2 separate regions of the Homo sapiens genome follow, and region 2 is linked to region 1. Evidence: read pairs that join two places in POLR2A ChIA-PET (ENCODE). Cell type or tissue: PC-9. All regions are shown on one strand. Links, peaks and the distances in the headings refer to the core of each region. The heading gives the core; the rest is flanking DNA. Region 1 has its middle 22 kb from the start of CHRNB4. Region 2 has its middle 16 kb from the start of TMED3.

Region 1 (10,876 bases), core at 4,048-6,547:
AGGAGCTTCAGGACTCATACTGCACAATTCACTTGGCTTCTAGGGCAGGGTCAGTTTTGGGGAATCATAATCATACCCTCCCATGGTGATGTGACTCTATAGGCATCTGGATTGGGGACAAAGGCTAACCTGAGAGGGAGGCTGCTATGAAGGAATCCCGGTAACCAAAACTAGTAGAGGAGGGAGGGAGTAAGCCAGGAGGATGCAGAACTTAGCTCCTGCCTAGTGACAGGCACTGCTGCCTCCATGCTGAATGGCATGGGAACAGCTTAGCCAGAGGGGCTTAGATTCCTGCTGTACCCCAAGACGTGGATGTGGGCTGTGCAGATAGGAGCCACCAAACATGACTTGTTCTGCTCTGCCTCTCTTCAGGCCCTGGCCATTTAGTGTGTTAAGTATATCGGAGACTGTAAAGGACAGAAGAGGAACCTGCCCCAGACTGGACAATCACACAGGGCTGTCTGGAGGAGGCAATGCTGGAGCTCCTGCAGGGAGGTGGGTGGTGCGGAAATGGGAGTCCAGGAGAGTTACCCTGATGATTTCCCTCCACGTGCAAGGAAAAAACAAGAGTAGGGGCATAAGTATTCCTTCCTCCAGCAGACGGATTCAAGCCATCTAAGAATAGAAGGGGGAAAAGAGTGTTCCAGGCCAGGGGCCAGCATGAGCTAACATTAGGAGGCATCTAAGAGCACAGCTCACTGAGAAACTACAAAGAGATGAGGCTAGAGATACAGGCAGAGTCCAGCTCACGAAAGGCCTTGAATGTCATGGAAGATTTGATCCTGCTGGTTCTAAAGGTCAACTGAGGAGTTCAAACAGGGATCTACACTCAGATTCCTGCTTTTGGAAGGTCACCCTGGCTGTCGCAGCATGTGCTGGGGACGAAGGGGCTGGAGGTGGCAGAGCCACAATATCTCAGGTAGAAAAATGAGGCTGAGTTAGGGCAGCAGCTGTGGGAATGAATGGGATTCAAGATGGGGACTGAGAAGGCACATTTATATCCTCTCCTTCCATTCAACTGATGGACCAGTGTTTTAAACAGTCTAAGCCACAACAACAAACATGACAGGCTGAATGCGGTGGCTCACACCTGTAATCCCAGCACTTTGGGAGGCCGAGGTGAGCAGATCACCTGAGGTCAGGAGTTTGAGACCGGCCTGGCCAACATGGCGAAACCCCATCTCTACTAAAAATACAAAAATTAGCTGGGCATGGTGGTGTGTGCCTATAATCCCATCTACTCTGGAGGCTGAGGCAGAAGAATTGCTTGAACCCGGGAGGCGGAGGTTATAGTGAGCAGAGATTGCACCATTGCACTCCAGTCTGGGCGACACAGCAAGACTCTTCCTCAACCAAAAAAAAAAAAAAAAAAAAAAGAAAAAAAGAAACAAAGAGGATGGAAGAAAGTCGTTAGTCATTAGCAGACAAGTGATTTCATCTGGAAAATGAAAAGGAGTTAGAGACCTGTGGGGTAGATTAGAGGGGCTGGGGTGCAGCGGGGCTGAGCCATCTGCCTATGAGAACCTGAGGGAGCCTCCAGGCTCCAGCGCAGGTATCACAGAGGGCAAAGTGAAAATGGGGCTGGAACAGGCAGAATAAACGAAGATCCAGGTAGGGACAGTTAATGCCCTTTCCCCCAAGTCATGGGTTCAGCCAGGCACTTACCCCAAGGAAAAAAATCAGAGACTGTCTCTAAAGAGAACTGTGTATACTGCCTGGTGAGATAGGTGCTGCTAGTGTAGTGGTCGGCACCCTTGAGGAAGCCCCCTTATGGCGGCATTTAGGGGTCCATGAGTGTAATGACTGGTTCCCACTCTAAGCTCTGCCCGCGTGCACATAACCCCCTTTGGCCTGTGCACAAAGTTCCTTTAGATATGGAAGGACACCAGGTAGCCCCATATATTTTAGAAAAGCTTCCAAAGTGAAGGAGAAAGAGCCAAAGAAGTCCTTAGAGAACCTTCAGAGAATAAAAGATTAAAAAGAAATAAAGAAAACGTGTATTCTCAGGAAAGCTCAAGGAAATACAACTTAAAAAAAACACACCCAAGATATTAAAAAAAAAAGGAACAGAGAAACAATTATCTTTTTAAAGATTGTGGCAAATACATAATATAAAATTCACCATTTTAACCTTTTTTAAATGTACAGTTCCGTGGCTGTATTAGTCTGTTTTCACGCTGCTATAAAGATACTACCCGAAACTAGGTAATTTACAAAGGAAAGAGGTTAAATTGACTCACAGTTACACATGGCTGGGGAGGCCTCAGGAAACTTCAATCATGGCAGGAGAAGGGGAAGCAAGAACCTTCTTCACGTGAGGGCAGGAGAGAGTATGCGTCAGTGCAGGAAAAACTACCAGTTATAAAACCATCAGATCGGGTGAGAAGTCATTCACTATTAAGAGAACAGCATGGGGAAAACTGCCCCCATAGGGAAAACTGCCCCCATACTCCAGTCACTGCCCACCAGGTCTTTTCCTAAACACCTGGGGATTATAATTCAAGATGAGATTGAGTGGGGACACAAAGTCTAACCACATCAGTGGCATTAAGGATATTCACATTGTTCTAAAACCGTCATCAACAACCATCTCCAGAACACTTTTTTATCTTGCAAAACTGAAACTCTGTACCCATGAAGCAAAAATTCCCCATCCCTGGCTGGCCCCGATCCTGGCAACCACCATTCTACTTTCTGTCTCCATGAATTTGACTACTCTAAGTATCTCATATGAGTGAAATCATACAATAATTGTCCTTTGTTACTGGCTTACTTCACATGCATAATGTCTTCAAGGTTCACTAATGTAGCATGTGTCAGAATTACCTTCCTTTTTAAGGCTGAATAATAGTCCATTGTATGGATATACCAAATTTTGTTTATCCATTCATCTGTCTATGGACACTTGAGTTGTTTCCACCTTTTGGCTATTGTGAATAATGCTGCTGTGAACATGTGTGTGCAAACATAAAAGAAGTAACTTTTTGGCCAGGCACAGTGGCTCATGCCTGTACTCCCAGCACTTTGGGAGGCCGAGGTGAGCAGATCACCTGAGGTCAGGAGTTTGAGACCAGCCAGGCCAACATGGTGAAACCCCGTCTCTACCAAAAATGCAAAAATTAGCCAGATGCAGTGGTGTGCCTGTAATCCCAGCTACACGGGAGGCTGAGGCACAAGAACCGCTTGGACCTGGGAGGCAGAGGTTGCAGTGAGCTGAGATCACGCCACTGCACTCCAACCTAGGCGACAGAGTGAGACTCCATCTCAAAAAAGAAGTAACTTTTTACAATTAAAAATATGGTTACCAAAATAAAACTTGCTAGATGGCTTGGAAAATAAAATTGATGGAATGTCTAGAATGCAGACAAAACATAAAAAAGAAAAAAAAATACAAGAGGAGAAATAAAATACTTCAAGGACTGATTCAAGTTCAACCAACCAGTTGACACTCCAGAAAGAGAACAGAGAAAACAAAGGGCAAGGGGTTACCAAAGAAATAATAAAAGAAAATCTCCTAGAGCCATGGGTTAGCCGTGTTGAAGCCCAGCCATGTGTCATGCACCGTGTGGATACTGGAGCTACATACAACTGCCACATGGTGCTGAGAATCTTGGGAGAGAGAGACAGAAACAAAACACTTGCATAAATTAATGTGAAATTGTAGGTAGAATGCAGAGCGCAAAAGGAACCTATAAAAACTTAGGCCAAGGATAGCCTCCTGAGACAGGGACGTTCAAGTTCAGAAGTAACCAGGCAGGAGAGAATGGGAGAAGTTCTGGGCAAAGGGAACAGCATGTGCAAAGACTGTGTGGCCAGAGAGGGCATGATGAGTTTGAAGAGCTGAAAGAAGACCTGCGTGGCTGGAGCTAAGAAGAGGCTTCCTAGGTGGTGAGCAGGGGAGGAGGTGAGGGGTGGATCCAACCATGTCAGGCTTTGAGGGCCCAAGAGTGGTAAGAAGCCAGGTTTTAGAGACAAAAACAGGTCCCTAGGGAGACAGAAAATGCTTTCTATTCCTTCTGGACACCAAGAAACAAAGCACAAGTTAAATCCTCAGTAGCTACTCACTTCTCTAGTGCTGGATGGGACTTTCTGCTCCACTGCAAAGAGCTCAATCTGGCCCTGCCCTGTGCAGCACAAGGGGGCAAAGCTCCTTAGGCTAAATCACAGGTGCTTTGGTTTTTAAAACTTGACTGAAGGACTTGGGTGACTGATGGGTGAGCAAGAAGAAAGTTGTTTGGATTCATGGGTGCACATTTAGGCAGTTTCAATATTCCATGTGTGAGTGCGACTGTGATGCATATTGATGCATTCATTTTGCACATCTGATTATTTCTTCAGGATCTATTTCTAGAAATAAAAGTTCTGGTACAAACAGATGGGGCATTTTTAGGGCTTTGGCCCTACAGAACAGTTGTTCCAGTTTACAGCCCCAGCAGTGGATAAGTGTCTGTTTACTCAAACTCTTCCCTGTCCAGCTGTCATTATATCTTTTTTATCTCTGCCAATTCAGCAGGAAAAAGAGGTGTCTTGTGGTTTTAGTCCTCTCCTCCTCTTCCTCCTCCCTTTTTAAGACAGGGTCTCGCTTGGTCACCCAGGCAGGAATGCAGTGTCTCAATCATAGCTCACTGAAGCCTGGATTCAGGCAATCTTTCTGCCTCAGTCTCTGGAGTAGCTGGAACTACAGGTGTGCATCACCATGCCCAGCTAATTAAAAAAAATAAAAAAAACTTGAGAGTTTTTTGTTGTTGTTGTTGCAGTGGCTCATGCCTGTAATCCAAACCCTTTGAAAGGCTGAGGCAGGCAGCTTAAGTCCAGAACTTTAAGACCAGCACGAACCACATGGTGAATACACAAAATACAAAAATTAGCTGGTTGTGGTGATGTGCACCTGTAGTCCCAGCTACCTGGGAGGCTGAGGCAGAAGGATCGCTTGAGCCTGGGAGGCAGAGGTTTCAGTGAGCCATGATCGCGGCACTGCACTCTAGCCTGGGTGACAGAGTGAAACTGTCTCAAAAAAAAAAAAATTTTTTTTTTTTTTTTTGTAGGTATGGGGTTTCACTTTGCCGCCCAGGCTGGTGCTGGACTGCTAGCTCCAAGCAATCCTCATACCTCGGCCTCCCAAAGTGCTGGGATTACAGGCGTGAGTCACTGCGTTTGGCCACATTTCTTTTATTGTTCTCATGGTTACAGTTGTTTCATATATTTACTGGTCATTTCTACTTTTTTATTTTTTGAGATAGAGTCTTGCTCTGTCACCCAGGCTGGAGTGCAGTGGCGTGATCTCGGCTCACTGCAACCTCCGCCTCCCAGGTTCAAGAGATTGTCCTGCCTCAGCCTCCTGAGTAGCTGGGACTACAGGTGCCTGCCACCATGCCTGGCTAAGTTTTCTATTTTTAGTAGAGATGGGGTTTCACCATGTTGGCCAGGCTGGCCTTGAACTCCTGACCTCAGGTGGTCTGCCCACCTCAGCCCCCCAAAGTGCTGGGATTACAGGCATGAGCCACCACGCCCAGCCATATCTACTTATTTTTAAACTACATATTCATGCCCTGTGCCCATTCCTATTGGGAATATGTCTTTTTCCTATTGATTTGTACCGATATTAACTCCCTGTCTGACATACATTAAATTCTCCTGATTTATTTGCTTATTAATTTTATGACATTTTTATATCATAAATCTTTTTGCAGTCACGTTTCCAATCTTTCCTTTATGGTTTCTATTTCCATGTTAAACTTAGGATGGCCTCCCTCACGTTGACATTATATAAATGTTTTCTTCTATTTCATTCTATTTTCCTTGTTTATATTTAACTATTTGTCCCATTTGGAATTTATGTTAGCATGCGGTTTGAAGAAAGATCAAATCCTTAATTTTTTCAGCCATATTTATTTCCTCTCCATTTTGAAATGCCAAATGTGTCATTTGCTAAATATTTAAAGTATACGTGGGACTTCTGGGCTTTCTACTACATGACATTGGTATATCTTTTATAACTGTTATAGCCCCCTACATTCTTTTTTTCTTTCAGTATTTACTTGATTTTTCTCTCCATTTACCAGTGATTTTAAAGTGAATTTACCAAGTTCACTACCACCCTCCCTTCTAACAATTCCTTTAGGACCTTGACTGGAATTTATAAATTAACTTTAAGATAACTTCCCTTGCAATGATAATTGTCCCATCTCTTGGCTTCAACGCCCCACATTAGAGCATGTTTACAATGAGCCAAGGTCAAAGCGGTGCATCCAGCGGGTTCCTGTCCCTGCCGGGAAGCACAAGTTCCTCCCTGTCCCCTGCCCACCCTGCTGGCTCTGGCAGGCCTTGAAAGGCCCATTAGGAAGAGGCCATTCCTCCTTCTTCATTAACACCTGTGCCCTGGGGACCAGACCAGAAGTTCTAGGAAGAGGAAAGTCCTCTCCTCACCTCTCCCCACATACTATGCGCTCCCCTCAACAATGTGGGGAGCAGCTGCAGATTCACAGTGTCCTGCCCCCACCCCAGCATAAGCACCTAGAGCTGGAGTCACTGGGGCTTCAGGGGGAGGGAGGGACTTGCCTGCCACATCCTGGGGTCCTGACTGGGTGGGCTTTCCTGGGAGACCAAGAACACAGATGTTCTGATGTTCTTTCTTTATCATATTGATGAGGGAGGAGGGTGGGTGTTGAGAAGTTAAATGACAATTTACGAGAGTCAGTTACAAGTGAGGATGAGCACAGCTGTCCCAACTGCAACCTCCTGTTTCTCTCCTCTGCCTACCCCACCCCACTCCCACCTCCACGGCCCTCTATAAACTGTGGCAGGTGGACCTTGGTAACAACATCACCCGGGGCTTGTTAGAAATTAGAAACCTGGCTTTCCGGAACTGGCCGAGCAGGAGGCGCCATCATGGGAGTTGACATCCGCCCCAACAAGGACCAAAAAACGTTCCGCGCAAGGAGCCCAAGAGCCGGGATATCTACCTGAGGCTGTTGGTCAAGCTGTACAGCTTTCTGGCCAGACAAATCAACTCCATATTCAACCAGGTTGTACTGAAGAGGCTGTTTATGAGTCGCACCAACCGGTCACTCTGTTGCTCAGATGATCCGGAAGATGAAGCTTCCTGGCCGGGAAAACAAAATGGCCGTGGTCTTGGGGACCATAATGGATGATGTGCGGGTTCAGGAGGTTCTCAACCTGAAGGTGTGTGCACTGTGTGTGACCAGCCGGGCTGCCGCCGCATCCTCAGGGCGGGGCAGGGGGCAAGATCCTCACTTTTGACCAGCTGGCCCTGGACTCCCCCAAGGGCAGCAGCACCATTCCGCTCTTTGGTTCTCTCAAGGGCCAAGAGGTGTACCGGCATTTCGGCAAGGCCCCAGGAACGCCGCACAGCCACACCAAAGCCTACGTCCGCTCCAAGGGCCGGAAGTTCAAGCGCGCCAGAGGTCAAAGGGCCAGCCGAGACTACAAAAACTAACCCTGGCGCCTACCCTCTTATTAAAAAGATTTTGGAAGAAGAGAGAAAGAGAGGAAAGAAAGAAATGTGGACCCCACCCTTGTCCTGCTGAGTCAGAAACTGCGTTTCAATCAAATCCCCAGGCAATTGTGTGCACGTGAAAGTTTGAGAAGCCAGGATCCCAAGACTCACCTGAGCTGGATGGAGCTCACAGCAACCGCTGAGATAATTACCCACCCTAGCCCCGCCTCTCTTGGGACAAGCCTGACCTCGGGAGTAGGGCCTGGGCCCAGGCCAGGGCAAAGCTGAAAAGTGAAAGAACCAAAGCTTCTCTCAGACACCAGGTGCATCAGAAACCAGCCTATTTCCTGCATCGAAGGCTGTGTGGAGTGATGGACAAGCATGAGGTCAGTGTGACACACACTTGGGTTCCAGTCGTCGCACTGACCCTTACAGGGACTGTGACGTGGGGCCCTCTATGAGCCTCTGCCGACTTACCTGTCAAATGGCAAGAACTACACCACCTCACAGACCTGATGGGAAAGCAGAGGTAAGTTTATCAAATGTCCAGAAGAGTGCCACGTCATAGTAGGTTTTTACTAGAAAGGAGAATATTGATGCAGGGCAGGTGAGCCCCAGAATCGGGGCTTAGCCCAGGAGGGTTTTTGGCTTCTCCCAGGAAACAATTTAAGGGTGAGCCAGTGCTGTTAGCAACTTTTATTGAAGCTGCAGTGTACTGCAACAGCAGAGGGACTGCTCCTTGTGGGACAGGGCTACCCCATAGGCAGTGTGCCCAGAGTAGCAGCTCACAGGCAGTTTTGTAGTCATATTTATATTCACTTTTTTTTTTTTTTTAAGACGGAGTCTTGCTCTGTTGCTCAGGCTGGAGTGCAGTGGCGTGATCTCGACTCACTACAGCTTCTGCCTTCCAGGTTCAAGCAATTTTTCTGCCTTAGCCTCCTGAGTAGCTGGGATTACAGGTGCACACCAACACGCCTGGCTAATTTTTGTATTATTAGTAGAGAAGGGGTTTCACCATGTTGGCCAGGCTGGTCTTGAACTCCTGGCCTCAAGTGATCCACCTGCCTCACCCTCCCAAACTGCTGGGATTACAGGCATGAGCCACCGCACCCATCATCATCTCTAGCTTGGACTCCTGTGAGCCTCCTCACTGGTTCCCTGCTCCCACATTGAACCCCTAGACTCTTGTCTTCATCCAGCAGCTAAAACAAGCCAATTAAAGCAATCATGTCACATCACTCCCTGCTTAAAACTCTCCAGAAGAAACTAAACCCTTTTCCTAATTTGAAGACCTTAAATGATGATTCCTGCCTCACTATCTCTGTCTAACCATATTTTAGGCTGTTCTCCTTGTTCACACAACATCAGCCTCACATGCCAAGACTGTCCCTCTGTGACTTTGCCATCTCCTACTCTGTCTGCCTATAATATTCTTCTCCCAGAGTAGGGTTGGTTCCTTCTGGTCATTCAGGTCTCAAATGTCACCTCCTCAGAGAGCTAGGGTACCCCTTCTCTGTCACCCTGCAGCACATCACTCTGTTTTGTTTTCTCTAGAGCCTTCACCACCACAAGCAGCAGTTATCCTGTATGTTTCTTTTTCTTTCTTTCTTTTTGAGACACGGTCTTTCTCTGTTGCCCAGGCTGGAGTGCAGTGGCGTGACCTCAGCTCACCTCTGCCTCCCAGTCTCAAGTGATCCTCCCACCTCAGCCTCCTGAGTAGCTGGGACTACAGGCATGAACCATCATACCCAGCTAGCGTTTGTTTGTTTGTTTTGGAAGAGATGGGGTTTAACCATGTTGCCCAGGCTGGTCTCAAACTCCTGGGCTGAAATGACCCACCTGCTTCAGGCTCCCAAAGTGCTGGGACTCCAGGCATGAGCCACCCTCACCTGGCCCTATTTCTTTACTTGGTCATTGTCTCCCCATCTTACACCCCCACCACCCATAGAATGAGGGAGAATAAGGATTTTGTTTTGTCCACTACTGTATCCCTAGGACTTAGAACAGTGACTGGGACATAGTACATGCTCAGTTAATGTATGTGAATAAAGTAATAAAGATGCTTACTCTTCACCCTCCTTTCTGCTGCCTTCCTGCTGAACTGTGTGCAGCAGCTGGCCTATATACCACATCAGCCCAGAGCAGTGTTTATAACAGAGGTTTTCAGGCATCTCCTCTCCTTCAGATGCATGAATTAGAATTTCTGGGGGAGGGTCTTGGGAATTTTTATTTGGAGGCCACTGCTTTAGATAACCAAGAATTGGTTCAGGTCAGGGCCTAGCAGAAAGGCTTTTTTTTCCCCCTCTTCAAAATCTTGTAGCTGTGCTTTCAAGAGGACATTGATAGCTTCATCCTGGTATGCAGGAAGCACTTAAGAACTATTAGTTGGAAAGAAGATGAAATGAAATCTGTACTTAGTTATTACAACTTTCTTTTTTCTTTTTTTCCAAGACACCAAGGGCAAGTAATTACAACTTTCTTGATGCAGTAGAGGAATCACTGATCTGGGGACCAAGAGGACTGGGTTTGTCCCCCGGTTGTTGCTGCTTCCTAGGGAGGGCAGTCTCTGAGCCCCAGATTTCTTATCTATAAAAAGGGACAAATAGTACTTAGACAATGGAGTTATTTCATTCATTCATTCATTCAAACATTTATTATCTCTGCGTTCTAGGACTGAGCCAAGGCCCAGGTGATATAGAAATAAACAAGAGGCTAGGCGTGGTGGCTCACACCTGTAATCCCAGCACTTGGGAAGGCCAAGGTGAGTGGATCACCTGAGGTCAGGAGTTCAAGACCAGCCTGGCCAACATGGTGAAACCCCATCTCTACTAAAAATACAAAAATTAGCCAGGCATGGTGGCAGGCACCTGTAATCTCAGCTACTCGGGAGGCTGAGACAGGAAAATATCTTGAACCCAGGAGGCAGAGATTGCAGTGAGCTGAGATCATGCCACTGTACTCCAGCCTGGGCAACAGTGAGACTCCTTCTCAAAAAAAAAAAAAAAAAAAAAAGAGAAACAAGAGACAGTCATTGTGAGGAATAATGATATATGTGTCCCCAGAATCAAAAGTGCCCCACCCTCTTCCCTGCTTGTAGCTGTGGTCTCAGTGAGGTCCCAGAGCAACACAGGAGAAAGGACCTGCTCTGATACAGAGTCTGATGGAACTTTATTTAAATTATGATGCCTCAGCCAGGCGCGGTGGCTCAGGCCTGTAATTCCAGCACTTTGGGAGGCCGAGGCGGGCAGATCATGAGGGCAGGAGATCAAGACTATCCTGGCTAACACAGTGAAACCCTGTCTCTACTAAAAATACAAAAAATTGCCGGGCGTGGTGGGGAGTGCCTGTAGTCCCAGCTACTTGGGAGGCTGAGGCAGGAGAATGGCGTGAACCCGGGAGGCTGAGCTTGCAGTGAGCCGA
Region 2 (6,031 bases), core at 73-2,572, 670 kb before region 1:
TTTTCCAATTACTGTATCGTCTTCAATTTCTTTCATCAGTGATTTGCAGTTTTCCTTGTAGAGATTTTTCACATCCTTGGTTAAATTTATACCTAGGTATTTTATTTATTTTATAGATATTATAAATGGGATTGCCTTCTTGACTTCTTTTTCAGCTAGGTTGTAGTTTGTATATATAAATGTTACTGTGTTTTGTATGTTGATTTTGCATCCCGCAACTTTACTGAATTTGTCAATTTTAATAGTTTTCTGGTGGAGTCTTTAGGTTTTGCTAGGAATAAGACCATGTCATTTACAAACAAGGACAATTTGAATTGCTCCTTGAATGACCTTTATTTCTTTATCTTACCTAATTGCTCTGGCTAGGACTTCCAGTACTATGTTGAATAAGAGTGGTTAAGAGTGGGCATCCTTGTCCTGTTCCAGTTCTTAGAGAAAAAGCGTTCAGCTTTTCACTGTTCAATATGATGTTAGTTAAACCTTAGCTGTTTAGTCATTGCCTTTCTTGGGGTGTGGTGAGGCGAGGAGGTGGGGAATGACCACCGGGCATCTCTAAATAGCCATCCTGTTGCTGTCATTTTTAACATTCTACTTTTATATTTTTCATATATAGCATTTCTACTTGGTTCTTTTTATGACTTCTTGTTACAGCAAAATATTATTAAAATATTCTCTTGTAGAGTATATTTATCATGCTGCTTAAAAAAATTGTGGTCCACATGTGTCACACCAAGTGTCAGGTTCCAGCCCATGCTGAGGTCCAAGGGGAGTGGGTGGATGGGTGGCGGACAGCAGGAAGAACATTCGGGGGCTGTAGACAGGTGAAATATGGTTTTATTCAGCAGCTCTCTCATGCTGTCTGCTTTTATCTCCGCTACCTGCTCCGGCTCTGAGGCTCCTGCGGCTCCTGTGGCTCCCACACTTACAGCTGCATTCCCTGGCCTGCCAGGCCACCTCTGCCTTACAGGGTCAACAGCTTCACACTCTCTCCCTCTCTGGGCACAAGCTGTATGTGCAATGTCAGCAGGGCAGTTATACCTTTTACAAACAATAGTGGCTCTGAGCCAAGTACAAGCTTACACAAACAGGCTATTTAACAAGTGGAGTTATGCGCCTGTGTGCTAAACTTGCTGAGTCACTCTGGCCAGGATGTCTGCCTCTGCCTATTCCTGACCAAAGCACATCCATTTACCTTACAACATGTTCCAGTGATTCTGGTATAACGATATTTTGTATCCATTTGTTGTATCCCCTGCAGTCTAGCTGTTTGGGGCTGTGAGTCATGCTCCCATGAGGTCTGGTGATGTGTATTGAGAAGGGCTAAAGGCCAGGCCCTGGTTGTTGTCTCTTTAGAGAGTTTAAGGGAAGGAAGGGAACCCCTGGACAGAGAAAATCACAGAAGAAAATCCCCATTTGCTAATACTTGACAACTTCATTCAAAGTTCACTTTAAACTCTCAGAAACAACCACTTTGGAATAAAATGGTGGCCTTAGTTTTTAATCCACCACCCCTAGGTATTAAAAAGGGGAGGACAAGGAGGACTGGATTCCACCCAGACAGGGGCTTTGATCTACCTGCTATTGTCCCATAGGGCCAACAGCAACCTGGGCTGTGCCACTGAATTCATGGCAAAGGGGTCGGCTGTGGGTGCCTTAAGGCAACACATGGGAGAGGCAGGCACAGAATGGAAATGTTTTTCCTCCAACTTTGCTTCTCAGTGCTCTCCAGGGGCCTCTGCCCCCAGGCTACAGTGTCCTCCCACCCCTCTCCACAGACCCCTCTTCCAGTTTCTCACAGCTGTGTGTGTGAGAGAGTTCCTCAGATGCAGGCTTCTCTCTTGCTTCTGTGGTTTCTCCAGGCTTGATGTGGAGGATGGTCACCTTGCCAGGTCACTACCTGAAGGTGACATGGGGTCTTTGTAACTTATCCTTGCCCCCAACCCCATCCAACACATACACTTACTCCACTGTTCTGCAGCTTCCAGATGTCTGTCCACCAGGTGCAATGCAAACCCAGCCCATTTTGGGGGGCTGGCTGTGAGCATGGCTAAACCAAAGGTCGCGTCCCAGGTGCAGCCCACACAGGCTTTAGACCTGCTTAAGGCCCAGTTTTTTTGCATAGAAGTCAGGGGAATAGATAAATTTTAGTTAATATTTTAATTGCCTGAAAGATTACTTTATAAATTAAAGGAAAATGGGGTTTTTAATTTTTTTTTACAATTAAAAATGCAACTCAAATATATTTTCTTTTCGAAGGCAAGTGATACGAGAAGCCAGATTATCATCAAAAGACTGCTTGGTGATCCTAAGAGGATCAGCCGTGACTTTTTCTTCCTCCTATATCATACAACCCACTGGCTCCCTTGTGCTTCTTTCCTTTTGCGATGAATACAGTTACCAAGAAAGGTGACTTTTTTAAACCACTGTTGAATCAAAGTCCAAGAGAAAGTAACGTGCTTTGGCATTCACTAGAGAGCTTGAGCAGAAGCAGCTTCATTTTCTATGAAGAGCAGAACAGTCTCCAACACTTATATGTCATTTAGGAGTTGATAACTATATTATATTTACTTTTGTAGCTCTTAGAATTCTTACACAAGCCCCCAAACACATAGAAAAAGATATGGCCATTGGCTGAGTGCTGCCACCCTAACTAACCCCAAGGAAGCAACTATTTTCTATTTTATTTTAGAAGGCTTGTGATCAGATAAAATGAACCATCCCTCAAATGACTATAGCACATAACACTGAAACTCCAGGGAGAAGCAAATAAAAGCTGTCGAATTGCCAGTTCCAACAAGAAGTAGCAAGAATGTCTGACAATACTTTCTCATAGATAGATCTAGATGGTCAGACTCTCCCAGATACCATCACATCAAGTTTATTTAGTAGTGTTTTTTTGGGTGCGTGTGAGTAGAAAGAAGGAAATTAGTATTTGTCTCAGACCAGTATTGTGCTAGGCACATTCGCATACAGGATCAAACAGCAGGGCTGGAAGAAATATACTGAATACACAGGTCTCTGTGCTCGAACATTTGTACATTTAAAAGAACATCCAGCCTTTTCCCAGAATTTTCCAACCCAGGGGTGATTATATGTGTATTTGCAGTTTTGTTCTAATCATCCCTGTTTTCTAGAGTTTTAGTTCATTTAGGCTACTATGACAGAATACCACAGATTGGGTGACATATAAATAACAGAAATTTATTTCTCACAGTTCTGGAGACTGGGATGTCCAAGATTAAGGCATTGGCAGATTTAGTGTTTGGTGAGATCCCATTTCTGGTTCATAAATGGCTGTCTTCTCACTGCATCCTCACGTGGCAGAAGGGGCTAGGGACCCACTATAGTTTGGATGTTTGTCCTGCCAACCTCATATTAAAATTTGATACCAGTGTTGGAGATGGGGCCTAGTGGAAGGTGTTTGGGCCATGGGGGCAGATCCCTCATGGATGGCTTGATGCTGTCCTTGCTGTAGTGAGTGAGCTCTTACTCTATTAGTTCCCACAAGAGCTGGTTGCTAAACAAGGCCTGGCACCTCACCGCTCTCTCTTGCTACCTGTCTCACCCTGTGATCTCTGTACACTGGCTTCCCTTTGCCTTCTGCCATGAGTGGAAGCACCCTGAGGCCCTCACCAGATGCCCCCACCTGCAAAACAGTGAGCCAAATAAACCATTTTTTCTTTATAAGTTACTCAGACTTGGGTATTCCTTTATCGCAACACTAAGCAGACTAAAGAGGCCTTCCCTCAGGCCTCTTTTATAAGAGCACTAATCTCATTCAGGAGGGCTCCACCCACAGGACTCTGTCACTTCCCAAATGTCCCACCTCCTAATACCATCACCTTGTGGGGAAGAATTTCAACATATTAACTGGGGAGAAACAGAATATTCTGTCTATAGCACCTAGAATCTGCAACAAGTGATTGTTCCTTCCTTCTTCCCGCCCTCCTCCCTATTTTAAGTTGAGGAGAGTTTAAAGGAGGAAATATTTACAAAGGTTGGGCAGGGTTAAGGTAAAGCCCCAAGACTAGCAATAGCTAAAAGTTGTTCCCATCCCAGACATAAAGAGGCCAAGGGATGAGTCCTTATAGAACCAGAGAGAACATGGAACAGGTGGTCTTGCTATTAATTAAACTAGAAATCAGTGCCGCTCCCCAGGGGCTGTGACAGCTCAGGAGCCCCTTTTGAAGTTATAGGAAAAAATGGTTTTAATAAAATAAACTACGCATTTCTGGACACCCCTCCGGGCTATTTGATTCTAAGTTTCCTCTTTGAGCTATTTTTGCAACTTTGTGTTTTCTCCACATAGCATATCCTTTTGGATTACTGATTCTAGCCTGGTTCAGTGTCTTCGAGCTGTTTTACAACTCTGTATAAATGTGTCTGTTCTTTGAATTATCTTTTGAATCATTATGATGTTTGTCTGGTTCCTTCATTGATTAGTACATAAAATAAAACCTCTAACGTGCTATGATGGTTAATATGAGGTGTCAACTTGATTGGATTGAAAGATGCCTAGATAGCTAGTATTGTTTCTGGGTGTGTCTGTGAAGGTGCTGCTAGAGGAGATTAACATTTGACTCAATGGACTGGGAGAGGATGACCCACCTACCCTCAATGTGGGTGGGCACCATTCAATCGGCTGCCAGCAGCGCTAGAACAAAGCAAGTGGAAGAAGGTGGGATAAGATGGCTTGCTGAGTCTTCCGGCTTTCATCTTTCTCCCGTGCTGGATGTTTCCTGCCCTTGGACATCAGACTGCAGGTTCTTTGGCCTTTGGATTCTTGGACTTATACCAGTGGTCTGCTGGGGGCTCTTGGGCTTCTGGCCACAGACTGAAGGCTGCACTGTTGGCCTCCCTACATTTGAGGTTTTTGGACTCGGACTGAGCCTCTACTGGCTTCCTTGCTCCTCAGCTGGCAGAGGACCTATCGTGGGACTTCACCTTGTGATCGTGTGAGTCAATTCTCCTTAATAAACTCCCTTTCATATATACATATATCCTATTAGTTCTGTCCCTCTGGAGAACCCTAATACACGTGTTCATTTTATATAACACTTAATGATTTTATCCTTTTTTGGAAAATTATCTTTCAACAAAGAAAACATCACCTCCCCACTAAAGTCATCCTGTAGAGAATGCCCTGCAGTAAAGTTGTCTAGGCCTCGAGGATTAAAGCTTTCTTACCATACAAAGCCATTTTACTACCAGACAGTTGCATCGCAAGGGTTCAGAATCAGCACCACAAACCAACTCTTGGTCTTTGGAGCCAAGACCAGCTTGCCAGTGCAGATCCATAATTATTTTATGGGGGAATCTCATCGCAGAAGCTCTACTGTCTCTTAAAATCTATGGTATGGAGCAAGCCAACACCATTAGACCATTTCTGAAAATCTCTCATAATAATCCAGAACCTCAGTTAGAGTCAGAGGTCCTATGTCTTTTCCCTGGGAGATTCTGTTTCCTATGTGAGCTAGCAGATGTGCCTTCAAACTCCACCTGTCAGTTCCACCCAGGCCTCAAATTTAAAGGGATTTTACTGAAAACAGGGTGAATCCTAATTCTGTTTACCAATGCATAAGCCTGAAGTTCCTGGCCAGTAAAAATACTCCCTTCTGCTCATTTTACAGATGAGGAAATGAAGGTTCAGAGAGGTTCAGTACCTTACCCAAGATGGCACAAGTAGCACATAGCAGACCTGGATTCAAATCCAGAAAGGTCAGCCCCAACCCAGTCCTCTTTCTACTAAAATGCCAATGCTGACACCCTTTTCCACCATGCTGCCCAGATGTCAACGAGTCTCTCCAGAAAATCCAGATGCAAATAGCCTCTCCTATTTCTTTTGCTTAAATATCCCCTAAAAGAACTTGAGAAACTCTAAAGCCTCATACATTTTTAAAGCTGACATCTAAAATATTTCATCATGAATTTAAATAGTTACAAGGGAGATAATTTCTACCATATATTAAATATTACTTTTTAAAAAATTACATCACTATTTTAATTATATTCAGTGGATTCTAATTACTAA

What was found. Peaks named below come from ENCODE experiments on the same cell type or tissue, not always from the same donor. Only the 100,000 strongest peaks of a DNase experiment are listed, where the experiment ranks them.
Region 2: POLR2A ChIA-PET joins it to region 1 with 18 read pairs; 1 of 35 experiments calls an interaction of 5 or more read pairs at or near these places.

Annotation. Positions count from the first base shown.
Region 1 is chr15:78,657,621-78,668,496 of GRCh38, reverse strand. It overlaps a transcript of CHRNB4 not described here and the pseudogene RPL18P11. Among named protein-coding and RNA genes, the nearest start is that of CHRNB4, 22 kb to the right of the region's middle. RefSeq lists an enhancer at 6,956-8,155. In PC-9, for the core only: no CTCF peak of the experiment used is centred there; a DNase peak (open chromatin) is centred at 5,126; H3K27ac peaks cover 1,006 bases.
Region 2 is chr15:79,324,523-79,330,553 of GRCh38, reverse strand. It overlaps a transcript of TMED3 not described here. Among named protein-coding and RNA genes, the nearest start is that of TMED3, 16 kb to the right of the region's middle. RefSeq lists enhancers at 391-1,330, 624-1,823, 1,331-2,271. In PC-9, for the core only: no CTCF peak of the experiment used is centred there; a DNase peak (open chromatin) is centred at 1,143; H3K27ac peaks cover 1,484 bases.